Linked DNA regions of Homo sapiens: region 1 is linked to region 2. The links are chromatin loops, found by intact Hi-C in ENCODE. Cell type or tissue: IMR-90. All regions are shown on one strand. Links, peaks and the distances in the headings refer to the core of each region. The heading gives the core; the rest is flanking DNA.

What was found. Peaks named below come from ENCODE experiments on the same cell type or tissue, not always from the same donor. Only the 100,000 strongest peaks of a DNase experiment are listed, where the experiment ranks them.
Region 1: a loop joins it to region 2, with 2.1 times the contacts of the local background. A loop is called at or near these places in 4 of 110 quality-filtered maps.

The regions. Positions count from the first base shown.
Region 1 is chr12:43,363,108-43,371,725 of GRCh38, reverse strand. ADAMTS20 (ADAM metallopeptidase with thrombospondin type 1 motif 20) reads left to right here. Exons shown (of 39, transcript NM_025003.5): 37 at 2,345-2,436. Among named protein-coding and RNA genes, the nearest start is that of ADAMTS20, 180 kb to the left of the region's middle. In IMR-90, for the core only: no CTCF peak of the experiment used is centred there; a DNase peak (open chromatin) is centred at 1,185.
Region 2 is chr12:43,427,434-43,436,051 of GRCh38, reverse strand. ADAMTS20 (ADAM metallopeptidase with thrombospondin type 1 motif 20) reads left to right here. Exons shown (of 39, transcript NM_025003.5): 19 at 1,681-1,807; 20 at 3,241-3,451; 21 at 3,584-3,748; 22 at 4,556-4,720; 23 at 5,581-5,700; 24 at 6,328-6,435; 25 at 7,253-7,417; 26 at 7,521-7,811; 27 at 8,583-8,618. Among named protein-coding and RNA genes, the nearest start is that of ADAMTS20, 120 kb to the left of the region's middle. In IMR-90, for the core only: no CTCF peak of the experiment used is centred there; no DNase peak of the experiment used is centred there.

The DNA.
Region 1 (8,618 bases), core at 175-2,674, 62 kb after region 2:
ACAGTGGCCTGTTTGCTGTTCCTTGAACACACCAGGCATGCCCCCATCTTAAGGCCTTCGCACTTACTGTTCCATCTGCCGGGAACATTCATCTGTAGCTGTCTGTGTGGTTTACCCCTTCATTTCTTTTGGGTCTCTGCTGAAATTTATCTTCTAAATAAGACCATCCAGAACCACTCTCCACCACTAAATTCTCTTCCTCCCCATTCTATTATCTGCTTTATTTTCTTTCCATAGCAAGTATCACCCCTAACATACTGTAATATTTGTTTTATAACTTGTCTCTTCCTGGTAAGACTCAGGTTCCATTGGCCTCTGTTTCACCCACTGTTGTGTTCGCAATATCTATAATACTGCCCAATGCAAAATATATTGTAAATAAGTATCTGTTGAATTAAAAGTCCTCGCTTTTCTCAAGAGGTTTATAGGAACAGATAGTTTGAACAATCTCAAGACAACTTTGAGTTAACAAAAGAGGCAAAAAAATGAGTTTTAGGAGGAGGGAGAAGCATGAACAAAAGCATGGAAGGGAGAAGCATTTTGGCGATATCAGAGAATAAAAAGCAGTCTAGTTTTGTCTAACATAAATCAAATGTAGGTTGGGGGATGGTAGCTTATTAGAAAAGTTCGCAGGGAGCAGATCATGAAGAACAGTGCATACTAAACTATACAATTGAATTTTATCTTGCAAGTTATAGGAACCATTGGAATAAAGGCATAAAGGCATAAGCAGGGGAAGGAATAGAGTTGGTTGGAGGCAGAACAGATTGTATCCATGAAAAATGATTAGGAAGCGAATGTAACAATTCAGATAAAAAGTGATGAGTACTGGGAACATGGGTTAGGATACCTATTTGAGAAATATTAAAGAGGTAGACACTACAGGATTTTCTGATAGAAGGGGTGTGAGAATTAGTGACATGGAATATTTAGAAAGGTTTCTAAAATAACAAGACAGATGGTAGTACAGTTTAGTGAAATGGGAAATAGAGCAGGGCAAATAAATTTGGAGAAAAAGATAATGCATTTAGCTTTGAACATGTTAAATTACAGATATCTGTAGGTCATCCAAGTAATGATGCCCAATAGGAATTTGATATATGTTCTGTAACTCATCAGAGTCAGGTGGACTGGAATATATACTTATGAGTCATCATTGTGTAATTGGCTGATGAAACTGGCTGTTGACTGACATGCTTTTGGAGTTAGTAACAATAGATGCTTTGAAAGTTGTGTCTCTGCTCTGCCCCAGCATAATCCACAAATGCCACAAATAAATAGTGGTGTGCAGATGAATGACGACCAGTTATCCAGGGAAGAAAAAGTCTGATTTGTGGTGTCAGGCACTAATATATACATGGTGTATGTATTCCCACCCTGACCAATCATGAGCTACCAACATGACCTCATTGTACCTGGGCTTGGGAAGAAATGCACAGAGTTGGCTCTCACTATTTGGTACAAGCTGGCTCTGGTAAACCATGGAGAGCTTCCTGGTTTTTGAAACTGCCCTTTGGAGATATGACAAATATTTCCAGAAATGCTACCTTTGGGAATTGCCTCTGAAGGACTGATGTCATCCTGGGACATGCAGTGATTTTGCAGTCTTGAAAGTGAAGAGATTTGGAATACATAGTGGAGGTGACAGCCACTGGCTAGATGATTTGGTTGGGATAATATTTGATTCAAACATGAATAGGTGATTGAAGCAGCTGACTTTTAGTGTTCCTTCCAGCCTGTTTTAATCCAATGGCTCTATTTTTGATACTTTATGTAGACTCTTCAGCATTATTACCAGTCAGGAAATTTTGCTAACACTGTTAGCAAAAGTAAGTTTGAAAAAAATAAAAAGAATAACATAATGCAATAAGACACGAAAAAAAGAAAATGGCATACTTTTTTGTGGAGAGATTTTGAATTACCTAAATGAATTTTTGTATGTGCTGTTTATAAGCATTCAATTTTATTGTTTTGTCATTTATGTTTACATAACCCTTTTTTCTCCAGTGATTTTGCTCCTGACCCCACTTTACCTATTTCAGATATTCTATGACTTCAAATGTAATAATGCATTTATTTCGTTTTAACTCTTCTGTTTAATTACAAATGTGCTTGCCCTTTGTTAGGGCAATTTATGATATGAACATTTTTATATTAAACAAAATTTGTTCAATGAGAGCTTATTCTATGATATATACCAGAATTGTGGCATTTGTGCTTAAAATTTTAAAATTAATATATAAATATGTATATTTACTAAGTAAGTAATAAGAAAACTCTGTGTTTGACAACAACGATTGCATTATTGTCTCCATGCTAAAGAGTTTTATTTATTATTTTCTAGCTACGGACCTTCTTTTTTCCAAAACAATATTTGGAAATGCAGTTCCATTTGCCACAGCTGGAGATTGCTACAGTGCTTTCAGATGCCCACAGGTATTTCATATTTGTTTGATTAATTTTCTTTCTTTGTGAAAAAAATTATAGCTTCTCTTCATTCATTTTTTTAACCAGAATATTGCAAGAAACATAAGTAAATAGAAATGCAAAACTTCACATATGCGCTTTGTTTCAAAGGTTATAGATAACCTTTGGAGGAAAAGCATCTTTGCCAATTTTGGGTTTGTTTAAAAGGCATAACAATAATTTTAAACAGATTCTATTTCTTCTTCCATAATGTGTTATCAGTTTCTTCATCTTTCCGTTTAGTCCATGGAAATGAATAGATATTTGTCAAAAGGCAAAGGAACGGATCACAAGCATGTGACTTTCATACACTTCTGCTGACATCAGTTCTATTAGCTTCCTGGGTCTGTAACGTCCTCCAAATGACAGTCTGTTATCAATAAAATGTATATTGAATACATTTTCATATTTTTATTCTCGCTTTTATCCTTTATTTCTAGAGTTCTCTTCACATGCTCTTATGTCATTTCCATGATTTCCAATACAGAGCATGTTTTCCTAGAAGAAAATATTCTCTCACATTATTAACTAGAGATTTTACATAGATAATGAAAAGAACATTTTTATGATAGATGAAGAATTGTAAGCTAGATGAATATAGCACTTTTAGGTGACTCATTGCTAATTGAATATATGAATCAAATCTACTACCTAAGACAAGTGGTAATTACTATATTGATATCATTTTGAAGAGAAGTAGTTAATAGTTTGTCATAGTCTCTTCTTAGACTATTCCATTTATAATTTTCATTATATGACATCTAAGTTACGCTTATATTAGGAAGAGAGGACATTTTCTGTTAGAGAACTTAAAGGAGATCAAGAGACACTAGAACTACAGGCTAAAATGAGTAAGAACCTGAATAAATCTATACATCTTAACTTAGGTCCAGAAACTCAAACGGAAAGTGGTGATGTTACATGAAAAAGACATAGGTGTTTCTTCGCCCAGCATGAGTTCAGTATGACTCCTTTAGGTCAGGGAGTGATTTATAAACAACCTAATATAATCGTAAGGTTCCAAAACAAAATAGCAAGACTGAAGGATTTATTTTTATTTGACACTGGAACATTACAGTTATTTTAAAATTTCTGTCTGTAAAACATCATTTTCAATCTATTTAGGAGTAGGAGGAGATCACAGGAAAGAAAGAAGGGTTTGAATCATGTCAACTAAGGAAAATGGAGAAGGTAGCCAGGAAAAGAGTGAGAGACAATGGTAACGATCTTTACATATTTAAAGAACTACCATGAAAGAGGAGTGAGGTTGCTTGTGTTCCTCCAGAGGCATTAATAGGGCAGTAGGTTCCAGCTCAACATTAAGAAGGCTTTGACAGGTAGAGTGGTTGGTAAGGAGAACCCAAATCTGGGGCCCAAATAAATAATCAATTTTTGCCTATATTTGTATGGATTGATCTTGAATTCTGCAACTTTGCTGAACTCATTTATTAGTTGTAACAGTAGATTACTTAGGATTTTCTTTATACACAGTGATGTCATCTGTGAATAAAGATAATTTTACTTCCTCCTCAATCTAGATATCTTTAATTTCTTTATCTTGTTTTATTGTGCGGACTACATCTTCTATTACAATACTGAATAAAAGTGGCAAGAGTGAACATCCTTGTTTTCCAATATTAGGCAAAAGGCATTCAGTCCTTCAGCAGTAAGTATGTTAGTTTCATGTGTATGTTAAGTATGTCAGCTAGGAGTATTTTCTAGATGTCCTTGATCAGGTTGAGGACACAGCCTTTTGTTTCTAGCTTAAGTGTTATTATGAAAGGATGCTGGATTTTCTGTGGAGAAGATCCTGTGGTTTTTGTCCATTACTGGATTGATAGAGTGTTACCACACTGATTTATTTTTATATGTTGAAACACAACCTTGCGTTCCTGTGATAAATCCCACTTAGTCATGGGATGTAATTATTTTCATATATTGCTAAATTTGGTTTGCTACTATTTTTTGAGAATATTTCATTCATATTTGTAGTAGAAATTGTTGTATCATTTTTTTTCTTGTGATATCTGTCTCATTTTGGTATCACAGAAATAGTGGCCTTATAGAATGTAGCGGGACGTGTTTTTTCCTCTTGTACTGTTTGGGAAGAGTTTGCAAAAAAATTATTCTTTATATGTTTGGTAGAATTTACCAGCAAAGCCATCTGAGCCTGGGCTTTTCTTCGTGAAAGTTGTTTTAATTACCAATTTACTCTCTTTATTTATTATAGATGTATTCAAATTTTTGTTGTTCTTGAATTTGTTTTGGTAGTTATGTCTCCCTAGGAATTTGTTTGTTTTATCTAAGTTGACTAATTGGTTGTCACACATTGTTCATAGTATTCCCTTACAATCCTCTGCTCTTCTTTTTCCAGTGTTTTAAGGTAGAAGGGTAGATTATTGATTTGAGATTATTTTTCCTTTTTAATATAGGCATTTGTAGTCATAAATTTTCCTTTAATCGATTCTTTTGTTGCATCCCAAAATATTTGGTATGTTGTGTTTCCTTTCATTTATTTTATTTTCTATTATCTATAGTTAGGTCTTTGGTATATTGGTTATTTAAGAGTGTGGAGTTTAATTTCCGCATATTTGTAAATTTCCCAAATTTTCTTTTTTTGGATTTCAACCTTTATTGTGACTGGAAAACACGCTCTGTGTTATTTTATCCACTAAATTTATTGAGGCTTATTTTATGTCATAACATATAGTTTGTCCTGGAAAACATTCAATACATTCTTGGGAAGAATGTGCATTCTGTTGTTGTTGGGTGAAGTGTTCTATAGACTACAGACCTTATTGGTTTATATTGTTGTTCAACTCTTTCTTTCTTGTTGATCTTCTGCTTAGTTCTATCTGCTGAAACTCTGCAACTATTATTTTTAAATTGTCTGTTTCTCAATTCAATCTTTTATGTATTTTGTTTTGTTTCATTTATTTTGAGATTTTGTTGTACACGAATATATAACTGTCATAACTTCCTAACATATTGACCTTTTTATTATTATAAAATATTCTTCTTTATCTACAGTAATGTTTTTGTTTTAAAGGCTAATTTATCTGATACTAGTGTGGCCACTCCAGCTCTGTTAGAATTGCTATATATATTTTCATCCCTTTACTTTCAACTTATTTATATCTTTGGCTCTTAAGAATGTCTCTTATAGAGTATTTTGTTGGATTACTGCCTTTGATTGGATTTTTTTAACATCACTATCGCTATGTCTGGATTTACATCTGCCATTTTACTTTTTGTTTTCTATATGTTTCATGTTGTCTTTGTTCAACTGTTCCTCCTTACTGCTTTCTTTTTATTCAGTGAATGTTTTCTGGTGTAACATTTTAATTTCCTCAGTTTTTTCATTATTTTTGAATTGCTTTGTTAGTGGTTATTCAAAGGCTTACAATATATATCTTATCAGAATGTACTTTACATTTTACTATTGAACATTCCTCTCTTTCCAGTGAAATATAAAGACAGTACTACTATAAATGACCTATTTCTTCTCTTTTTCTGCTATGTTTGTTATACATATACCATTTATAAAGGCAACAAACTTGCAACATATTGGTATTATATTAACTTAAATAATTTTATGTCTTTTAGATAATATGAGAGAAGATAGAGCAATTGTATATTCATAGAGTTTGTTACGTAAACCTTCTCATTTAGTATTTCTGGTTCTCTTTATTTCTTCCTGTGGATTTGACTTATCGTCTTGTGTCATTTCCTAACTCTAAAACAGCTTTGCTTCCATCTGTCTTATTTGTGCCATTATTGTCAAATATATTACATGTCTATATATTACAGGTCAATAATATACTTATATACACCTTGGTTTATACGATTGCTTTTAAATCAGTTAAAATAAGAAAAGTGAAGAGATATGCAATTATAGCGTATTTTATAATTATCTACATAATTAACTTTATCAGCACTCTTGATTTTTTAAGTTGATTTGTATTAATGTCTGATGTTACTTGATTTCAGCCTGAAGAACTTCCTTTAGTATGTCTTGTAAAGTAGATGTGCTAGCAAGAAGTCCTCTCAGTTTTGTTTATCTAGGAGTGTCTTTATTTTGCCTTCCTTTCTGAATGATAGGTTTGCTTATTAAAAATTATTGATGTACAGTTTTTTATTTTCAGCACTTTGAATATGTCATCACACTGCTGTCTGACTTCTAAGTAGGTAATAGATGTCAGCTGTTTATCTTATTGGGTTCCATGGATGTGGTCCTTTTTCTCTTGGTGTTTTTGGGGATTTTCTCTTTGCATTTGTCTTTCAATGTCTTTACTGTGTCATATTTGATGTGCATCTCTTTGTGTCTACTTGGCTTGGAGTCCACTAAGCTTCTTGGATGGGTAAATTAATAAGTTTCACTGATTTTGGAAAGTTTTCAGTCATTATTTTAATATATACCACTGATTTTGGAAAATTTTCAGTCATTATTTCTTCAAATATATTCTCTGCTCTTTTTAATTCTTCTGTCCTTTTGATGCTTCTTTTATGCATATGTTGGTGCACCTAATGGTGTGCGTTCATTCCTCTGAGGCCCTATTCATTTTTCTTCTTCTTTTTTCCTCTCTGTTCTTCAGATTGCATCATTAACATCCCTTTAAGTTTGCGAATTCTACTAGCTCCAGTAGACAATTTCAGCCCCTTTGTGAATTTTTTAATCTTGATTATTGTACTTTTCATCTTCAGAGTTTTCCTTTGACTCTTTGTAAAATATGATATCTTCATCTTTATTGTTATTCTCTATTTGATGAGACACAGTTATCATACCTCCTTTTACTTTTTTAAACATGGTTTCTTTAGTCCTTTGAACATATTTATATTAGCTGCTTTGAAGTTTTTGTCAGCTTAGTCTGACATCTGATATCTCTCAAAGGAAGTTTTTCTTGACTTTTTTCCTGTGTATGCATCATGCTTTGTATGCCTCATAAATTTTGTTGAAAACTGGACATTTCAGGTACTGTATTTTAGCAACTGTGATTACTGATTTCACCCTCCCTTTTGAGGCTTCTTGTTATGGTTATCGTTTACTTCTTTGTTTGTGTATTTTTTTTAATTACCTGGCTGAACTGTTTCAGTGAATTCTATTTCCCTTGTAGTGTGCAGCCTTTGATGTTACTCCTCAGTGGGCACAGTCTTGGGCATGCACAGTGACCGTGATGCTCCTCTCCTTCAGGGATAACAATAGTCTTAGGTGGGCTTTCTTCAGTTCTCTTTCCCTGAAATTGTGTTGAGTTTATGCGTGGTCTGTCTCTACTGATATCATGCTTAGCTCTTAGTCTCCACTAATTGCTAGATGATTTCCCTATTCTTTCAACAATATTTTGGGGGCATAAATAACTCCATAATCTGATCCAATTAAATAGAGGCCCCATGGCCTCAATTAGTCTTATAGTCTGTTTTTGAGATCAGGAAAGTCCCCAAGAAGAGCCTTTCTTAGCTGCCTCATTCCCTGATTCTCTCTGTTAAACTTCAATCTTATCTACCATTTGCCTTCATTGAGCTACTACCCTCCTCTTAACAACACACCACTAAAATCTTCTTTTCCAGAAAGTACCTAAACTTGAACTTCTCCAGGTTTTATTCCAAATAAGCTAGTCACAATAGGAAAAGCTAGTGAATTTCCTATTTTTACAACTTGATTCTCTCCCTGGGAAGAAGCTCTGCAATACTGTGGATCTGGGGACAGGGACAGTGGCCCATTCCTCAGAGTAACACCCCTGCTCAATAAATAGAGTGCTGAGTCATGGCAGTAATCCCTGGTCTTCTTGGCTTTTGACCTTGTCAGCATGGAGTGTCTGCCTTACCAGTGATTTTTTGTGGGGACATTTCAGGCCTAGTGTGCTTGATCTACCATGCCTGGGATAGATTGACTGCTCTGTGAGTAGGGACTGGGTGGAAGAAGGGAGCTTCAGACTCTCAGCTACTCTTGCCTATAATACAACTTCTGCAGTACAGACTTGGGTGGGATGAGAAATGCTGGTGGCCTGCCTGTCTCAAAGAGAAACCATAGCCTTAACAGGGAGCTAGGGGGAAATGGAGTCCTGTATCCTTAACTGCATTCACCATGATTAGAATGATCATCTTGCTGAGGTGGGAGGAAAAGAGGGCGAGTCATGGGAGGTGGGAGGAAAAGA
Region 2 (8,618 bases), core at 2,481-4,980:
TTCTCATAGTCATTTCAAAAGATATTGAGAAAGGAGCAGAGATAACGTATATAATCATGTTTAGTTAACTGGAAGCACAAAGTTGAACTTTGATAAAACAGAAATTTGTTCATGTCACTGACTGCTTAAACTCTTTACTGTCTCCTCATTGCAGAAAGCATAAAGTTCAAATGACTCTGGTCAGTTATGACCACTTCTCTTAGTTTGCTTTTGCTGTAGTTATCCTGCATGCAAACCACCAAATCTTAATGGCTTGGAACAATAAAGGTTTATTTATTGCTCATGTCATGTTTTGGCTGCTAATTGGCTATGGGTCTACTCCAACTTGGTATCTGTATCCATGTTTTTTTTTTTTATAGACTTTTTTTATTTTATTTTTATTTTTATTTTTTTGTTTTTTTTTTTTTTTTAGAAATGGAGTCTCACTCTGTTGCCCAGGCTGGAGTGCAGTGGTGCGATCTCGGCTCACTGCAAGCTCTGCCTCCTGGGTTCACCCACCATTCTCCTGTCTCAGCCTCCCGAGTAGCTGGGACTACAGGCACCCACCACCACGCCTGGCTGATTTCTGTATTTTTAATAGAGACGGGGTTTCACCTTGTTAGCCAGGATGGTCTTGATCTCCTGACCTCGTGATCCGCCCGCCTCAGCTTCCCAAAGTGCTGAGATTACAGGTGTGAGCCAACACGCCCGGCCTAGACTTTATTTTTTAGAGAAGTTTTAGGTTTACTGAAAAATTGAGTAGAAAGTACAGAAAGTTTGCATATTCATCTTTCTTCCCTCTGCCATTCTCCTCCACACTCCTCTATTATTAACATCTTGCATTAATGTGGCACATTTGTGCAATTGATGAGCCAATTTTGATGCATTATTATTAATTAAAGTCCATAGTTTACATTAGAGTTTACTATTTGTGTTGTAAATTCTATGGTTTGACAAACGTATAGTGACATGTATTCACCAATATAATATCATACATAGTAGTTTCACTGCCCTACAAATCTCTTTGCTTCATCTATTTATTCTTCCTTCCTTCCCCCACAACTGGTGACAGACACTGATCTTTTTATTGCCTGTCTATGCCTTTTTTTTCCATGATTCCAGGCTGAAAGATCAGCTGTATCTGGGAAATGATGTTCTGGAGGCAGAGGGAAAAAGGAAAGAGAGCTGGGTGGGACTGGAATAGGTCACGTTCCTTTTCAGTCGGTTGATAAAAAGCCTGATGCCAATCAACAGGAAAGAGTTCTTCCCCTACAGGAAGTTACTATAACATTGCAGCAATAGAGATGTGCAATCCTCTTATGGGAAAATGGGAGGTAGCTGAGGTAGCTGATGGATGACAGTAATATAGTGTACTGTATAGCAACAGTGCTGTCCTTAGCTACTCAATTATTCACCAACAACCACTCTATCCCACTATAGTGAATTTCATTTTACTCCAATGCCTGTCCCATCTTCTGTACATCTCTTCATTAAGCAAACTTTCAGTCATTCAGGATTCAGCTTACTTATTATAAAAGTCATTCCTCATTAGATTAATATACTAGTATATCCTGTATGTTGCATTGGAAATTTTTACTTGCTTAGCTGGCTCCTTTAAGCTATTAGCAGAATTACATAATTATGGAACATCTAACTGTGAATTTTTCTTTCATTTTTTATTTTCATTTGACTTTGGCCAAGGTCTTCAGCGAAGAAACATAACTTGCATACATAAGAGTGATCATAGTGTTGTGTCTGATAAAGAATGTGACCACTTGCCACTTCCATCATTTGTTACTCAAAGTTGCAATACAGACTGTGAACTAAGGTAAAAGAGAAATAATATGTAATATAACCAGATTAATAAGTGAGCTAAGATTAAAATGTCTAACACAGTGACTGACACAGCATGGACATGCAATTATTACTCATCATCTGCCATGCCATGAAAAAATTTCAGGCTCACTATTTTATGGTAAAACTCAGTACATAATTGATTTGAATTTTCATTCATAGTATTTTCTGAATACCAGTATATAGGCCTCAATATTTTATGTAGAAAAAGATTGTAATTTTGTCTGTAAAATAAATACAAGTAAACTGTTATCTGAAAATGGATGGTTTAAAGATCTGAAACAATAAATTTTTTAGCATGATTCTTTACTTTCCACGGAATTAATGAACCAGTAAACTTCTGAAGTTTGGAGAAATCAAATTGATTGATTTCCTTGACATTCTATCAGTATTTTGTCCATTAAACTTTAGGGAAATTGATCCTAGATCATGACAGCAAGTTTATACTTCTAATTTAAATTTCTTGTTATTTGGTTTGTGTGTGTGTGTGTGTGTGTGTGTGTGTGTGTGTGTGTTTGTGTGTGCATGTGTGTGTGTGCGTGATTGGTCTTGTAGTGACATGGTATACAATGAGTCCATCTATCATATTTATACATTTATTTTTAGCATTGTAGCAGGTGCCATTTAACATTCAGGTATGGCCAGAACCTCTTTCACTTGATGAGAATTTCTATATATTTATGATGTTGGTTGAAGGCATAGCAGAAGCACAGTAGTAGAACTGCCTATATAAGTTGCATCCACTACATAGTAGTAAAAGGAAGCACAGTGAAATTCTTGAGATGCTATTAGGGACGGAAATGAATTCTGTGAATTCTGTGTTTTGTTATACTGGTGCCCTCACATTGATGAATGCTAGACTACAATTGGGATAATTTGGCTATAACTAACATTTTTACTTGTGGAAGACATGTTTTACCTGGAAACATGTCTAAATATAGATTACAGGAATGAATGAGAAAGTGTAGTGTACTTTGCAAAAACTAGTTAACTTTTTAAATGCTTTATTTTTATTGATGTAGTCAAATTCCTAGACGTTCCCTGGTCATAAAATCGAAATACTTATAGAGGATTGCATAGGGATAAACTATCTGATTGGCAGTCAGATATGTTCAGTTATTATCTTAAATCTGCCACTAAGTAATTGGGTAATCATAATCTAAACCAGTTGTTTTCAGAGGTTTTTGAGGAAGCTTGGGGTTCCTTGGACGCACCTCCAAAGCTACCACCAAGTGCTGGCATGAGGTCAGTAGTATAATGCTGGCTTCCTGGCTGCAGACTGGTTTTGTTTTTTGGTGGTTTGTCTATCAACTTTTAGGATTTTAAAAACTGAATGCATGAGTGTCTCTGAATCTGTTTTTAAATTATGTAATATACCTCCTAAGTATAGTAACATCTTTTTTCAAGGTGGCATGTTATTGGCAAAAGTGAATGTTCATCCCAATGTGGTCAAGGATATAGAACCTTGGACATCCATTGCATGAAGTATTCCATTCATGAAGGACAGACTGTTCAAGTTGATGACCACTACTGTGGTGACCAGCTTAAACCTCCTACCCAAGAACTATGCCATGGTAACTGTGTCTTCACAAGATGGCATTATTCAGAATGGTCTCAGGTACAATAAAAATGATTGCTTAAAAAAAGTTGCCCCTTTCTTTCTAATTACGTATTTATGTTACTCTGAAGTATAATTTTGTTGAAAATCTGATTTTTTTCCATTAGTTACCACTTTTTTTTTTTTAATCAGTGTTCCAGGAGTTGTGGAGGAGGGGAAAGGTCTCGAGAATCTTATTGTATGAATAACTTTGGCCATCGTCTTGCTGACAATGAATGCCAAGAACTGTCCCGAGTGACGAGAGAGAATTGCAATGAATTTTCCTGTCCCAGTTGGGCTGCTAGTGAATGGAGCGAGGTACATTAAACACATGATGCTTGGAACTATTAAAATATTGTGTTAGTAAAGCTTTGTAATCTAAGACTTTACAAAATTTAAAAGTGCTTAAATTTATTTCATCATTTTGTAAATAACTATTATCAAAGCTGTCAGAAATTTATAAGACAGGCCAGGCACACAGTGTCTCATGCCTGTAATACCAGCACTCTGGGAAACTGAGGTGGGTGGATTGCTTGAGCTCAGATGTTCAAGACCAGCCTGAGCAACATAGTGAAATTTAGCTGGATGTGGTGACACACACCTGTGGTCCCAGCTACTCGGGAGGCTGAGGTGGGAGGATTGCTTGAGTCTGGGACGTGGAGTATCAATGAGCAGAGATTGCGGTAAGCTGAGATTGGCCACTGCACTCCAGCATGGGTGACAGAGTGAGAATCTGTCTCAAAAAAAAAAAAAGAAATATACAAGATAGTTTGTCTTTATACTATTTACAGTATCTGACTAGTAATAACACTAACTGATATTTAATCTATAACCCTTTGCATAAGAAAGTGCCAGGGTCCACAGCAGCCTGGGATGAATACTTATTCTAAGGTTAGTTTTGCACCTTTGTTTCTAGGATAAATGGATGTTTCAGTGGGACTTGGGCAGCAGAAGTTAGGGGCAGGCTGATTTTACCCAGTGAATATCTCTGGTGGAGTGAGGGAAAATGCATTTGGGAATGGTTTTTCAACTGTATTTCTATATGCAAATTGATCATTGCATCAGTTTAAGGCATTTGTGTTGACTAATGCTGCAAATAAATAATGATCAGTTTTATTCTTACAGTGCCTTGTTACATGTGGTAAAGGAACAAAGCAGCGGCAGGTATGGTGTCAGCTGAATGTAGATCACTTGAGTGATGGCTTCTGTAATTCAAGTACCAAACCTGAATCTCTGAGTCCATGTGAACTTCATACATGTGCTTCCTGGCAAGTAGGACCATGGGGTCCTGTGAGTATATGATATGGGTTTTTCTAATTTGATCTATCTTTACAGAATAGCACAAAAGTTGTGTTATATTTACTCCTCCCTTAGTGGATGCAATGGAATTTGGCTTGGTTTATTAAAAAACAACAGCAACCCTGAAATGTGAATCTTTATGTGTAACATGTTGATAGTACTGCTAATTTTTCTGTAATAAATATTTCAGCTTTGCTTTTAAATTCCCTTTTGTTAACCAAAATGCTACAGACTTTATGCTTTTATCAGCTTTATTTAGATTATAAATATTTTCATCTCTGTGTCTGCATTGATATCTTTATTGTTTTTAGGATAGGCATCGTTTAGACGTTTTGCTGAACAGGCAGCTAGGAGTCTGCAGGATGAGCAATGATCAGGCTGGATGAGGATGGAGTAGCTTATTATTCTGTAGAGGTTGCCACAGTTGACAGGAAGCCTTCTCTCATTTTCCCTTTAACTTTATATGCTGTTCCTTCTTTGTCTCTTTAAAATTTACTTAGTATATTAAATGACATGCATACACTAGGTGGTGTTTGAAAAATATTTAGTTTCCTTAAATCATATTGACTGCTTTCTAAAATATCAGGCCTCTATTTATATTTTTATATGACAACTTTTCAGAATACATTAATTGTTGTACAGTTTGGTTAACTTCAATATTTGGTATTTACTTAATTTGAATAAATATGCATATTTATTGAATTTGCTCTTTTTAAGTCTTAAATCTAGTATAAAGGATTGATAAAAAGATTATTAAAAGTATATTATTAACAGGGTATTCATTAAGAAAATAGAAGTTTGTGTAACTTTTGGGAAACAATGTTTTTTTAATATCTATATTCTTCTTTCAGTGCACAACCACATGTGGACATGGGTATCAGATGCGAGATGTTAAATGTGTCAATGAGCTAGCTAGTGCAGTGTTAGAGGACACAGAATGCCATGAAGCTAGTCGCCCCAGTGACAGACAGGTAAAAAGAATCATGGTTTACAAACAAAAAGATTTATGAGACAGAAAGATTATTGATGTGTTAAAATTATTTCTTTACTTATTTTTTTCCACTTAAACTTGTATGCCTTAAACACGTGTATGTGTGAGAGAGAGGCAAAAAAATAGAATTTGTTGTTCTTGGTTTTGCCAGCTTTGTAGCTTTATCAATGAATTTTTTTTTTTTTTTTACTCTTTATCTGCTAAGGGCTCACTCATTTAACTTGTGAATTTCCATTCTTTGAACTGAAGAAGAAGGTTATATCTATTATTATAAATATCATGAACTCCTAAAGTGTATTGTGTTTTTTAAGGTAGAGTTTTGTGTCCGTTCAGAATGTTTTAGCTGAGCAGTATTTTTAAAGGACTGAAGCTCTTTTCCTTTTCAGCAATCAAACAGAATGGTCCAAACTTTAGGATTCAGTCATTATCCACTATTGACACTTGACGATACTGTAGTTAGTGCTTTTGAAAATGAAAACATTCATATTACCAATTTCTAATTTAGTATGGAACGGTTCTTGAGACATACAGAAGAAGTGAAGTATTAGATTTTGTATAAATCAGTCATTAATTAATGTTTTACGAGAACCATTTTTCTTCTGAACAGAGCTGTGTACTTACACCTTGCTCATTTATTTCTAAACTTGAGACCGCTTTATTACCAACTGTTCTCATAAAAAAGATGGCACAATGGCGACATGGTTCTTGGACCCCAGTAAGTGAATTTCTTTAATAGATACAGTGTTTCTATTATGGTAGCTTTTAGACATCAACAAAATGGTTGCTAGAGATTTCACAATGTATACATTTATTCTCAGGTATTTTGATGGCATCAAAGAAGTATAGGGTTTAGAATTAGGAATTAATGGCTAAGTCCTTTGCCTTTCAAGAGCTCTGTGTCTCTGGACAAGAAATTGAAGTTTTCTGAGTATATTTTCTAATCTTCAAAATGGGAATACTAATAATACTTACGTCACAGGTTGTTATGAGAATCAGATTTAGTATTAGGCTGTATCGGCTTTTATTTGAACTACAAACATTTTCATGTTGTTTTTCTACACTGAAAGCTTTAACGTATGTGGAGTATACGTTGCTAAAATCTTGTAGAATATGTATTTTTAAGCTTCATATATTCTCTGAATATTTTAATTATGGAATTATATCTATCTGTTACTTAGTAGTAGATATTATATATCAAAATTATTTTTATTGATATCATAAGATTCTCTTACCTAAAATATTTTAAGTATCTTTAATTTTAGCAAATAACTAAGCATTATTTTAAATCATTATATTTATGTATTATTGAAATTACTATACATTATTTGTGAAATTTATGATCTAAACTGATTGGAATATTCACTACCCCATCTTTATTTGACTCAGAAGTGATGTCAGGTAATATTATCTATAATAATTTAAAATTTCTCAAGAAACTGGATGTTTTAGAAATGTGAGTAACAGCTATGTAAAAGGGACATGGGTGAGGTACTACTGTATAATGCCCGGATACAATTTGATTTCTTAAAAAGTGCTCCGTATCTTGTGGAAGAGGTACTCAAGCCCGCTATGTAAGCTGTCGTGATGCTCTTGATAGAATAGCAGATGAATCATATTGTGCCCACTTACCCCGACCTGCTGAAATATGGGACTGTTTTACCCCTTGTGGAGAGTGGCAAGCAGGGGATTGGTCACCCGTAAGTATTCTTATGAGAAAAAAAGAAAATGAAAAATTTAAATATATTTGATATTAAATATAAATTAATGTTGTATATTACCATTGGCTAAATTTTTGATCAGTGTTCAGCTTCCTGTGGCCATGGAAAAACAACTCGACAAGTTTTATGCATGAACTACCATCAGCCAATTGATGAGAATTACTGTGATCCTGAAGTTCGCCCTTTGATGGAACAGGAATGTAGCCTGGCAGCCTGCCCTCCTGCACACAGCCACTTTCCTAGTTCCCCTGTGCAGCCAAGCTATTATCTAAGCACGAATTTGCCATTAACTCAAAAACTTGAAGATAATGAAAATCAGGTGGTCCATCCATCAGTCAGAGGAAACCAGTGGAGAACCGGACCATGGGGATCAGTAAGCCATCTTTATTGAGTTATATTAATTCTGTAATTTTGTTATATTACATCCTTTTAACAGGTATGTATATGATGCCATCAGTACTTTAAATGCTAAATTTATTTCAAGATCAATAGTTTAAATATTAAAAAGATTAAGCGTCTTTGATGCTCATTACAAATGCTAGAGTTCTTATTGAATTATGCACTAATGTGTTATTATGATTACAGAGGAATGTACTGTAAAACAATCTGATTAGAATTCATTGTAATAAAAACAAAAGAAAATGCTTTAAGGGGTAAGACTATAAATGTTTATGAATAAACCTAAATCCCAAAATTATTATGATAGCAATACAATAAGCTGGTATAAAATCATGACAAACTACAAATGGTATAGTTTTAGTTCATATTTTACATAACATTCATAATACAAAATAAAGAAAAACACCAGTGTAAAGTTAAGTAATTTAATACTGTCTTTTATTCCTTTCTAGTGAGATCTCAAAAACTTTAATTTCTTTTTACTTAACACTTATGATAGAAATGAAAATTGTTTCCTAATGCAAACTTGAAAGTCCCACCTTTTCATCAACAAATTCTAATGAAGCTCCCAGTATAACTCAAGTGTTTTGATAGATTTTCTCAATTCAAATTGTGATTCCAATGAAGGAGATTCTAATGTAGGGTTTGATTTTGATTGAGTCAATGCTGATTTTTTTTTTTTACCATGTAAATTCATTATGTGGAATCCGCAGTTTGTGCATATTTTGTGTTTTATTCTTGTCAGTGCTCCAGCAGTTGTTCTGGAGGTCTTCAGCATAGG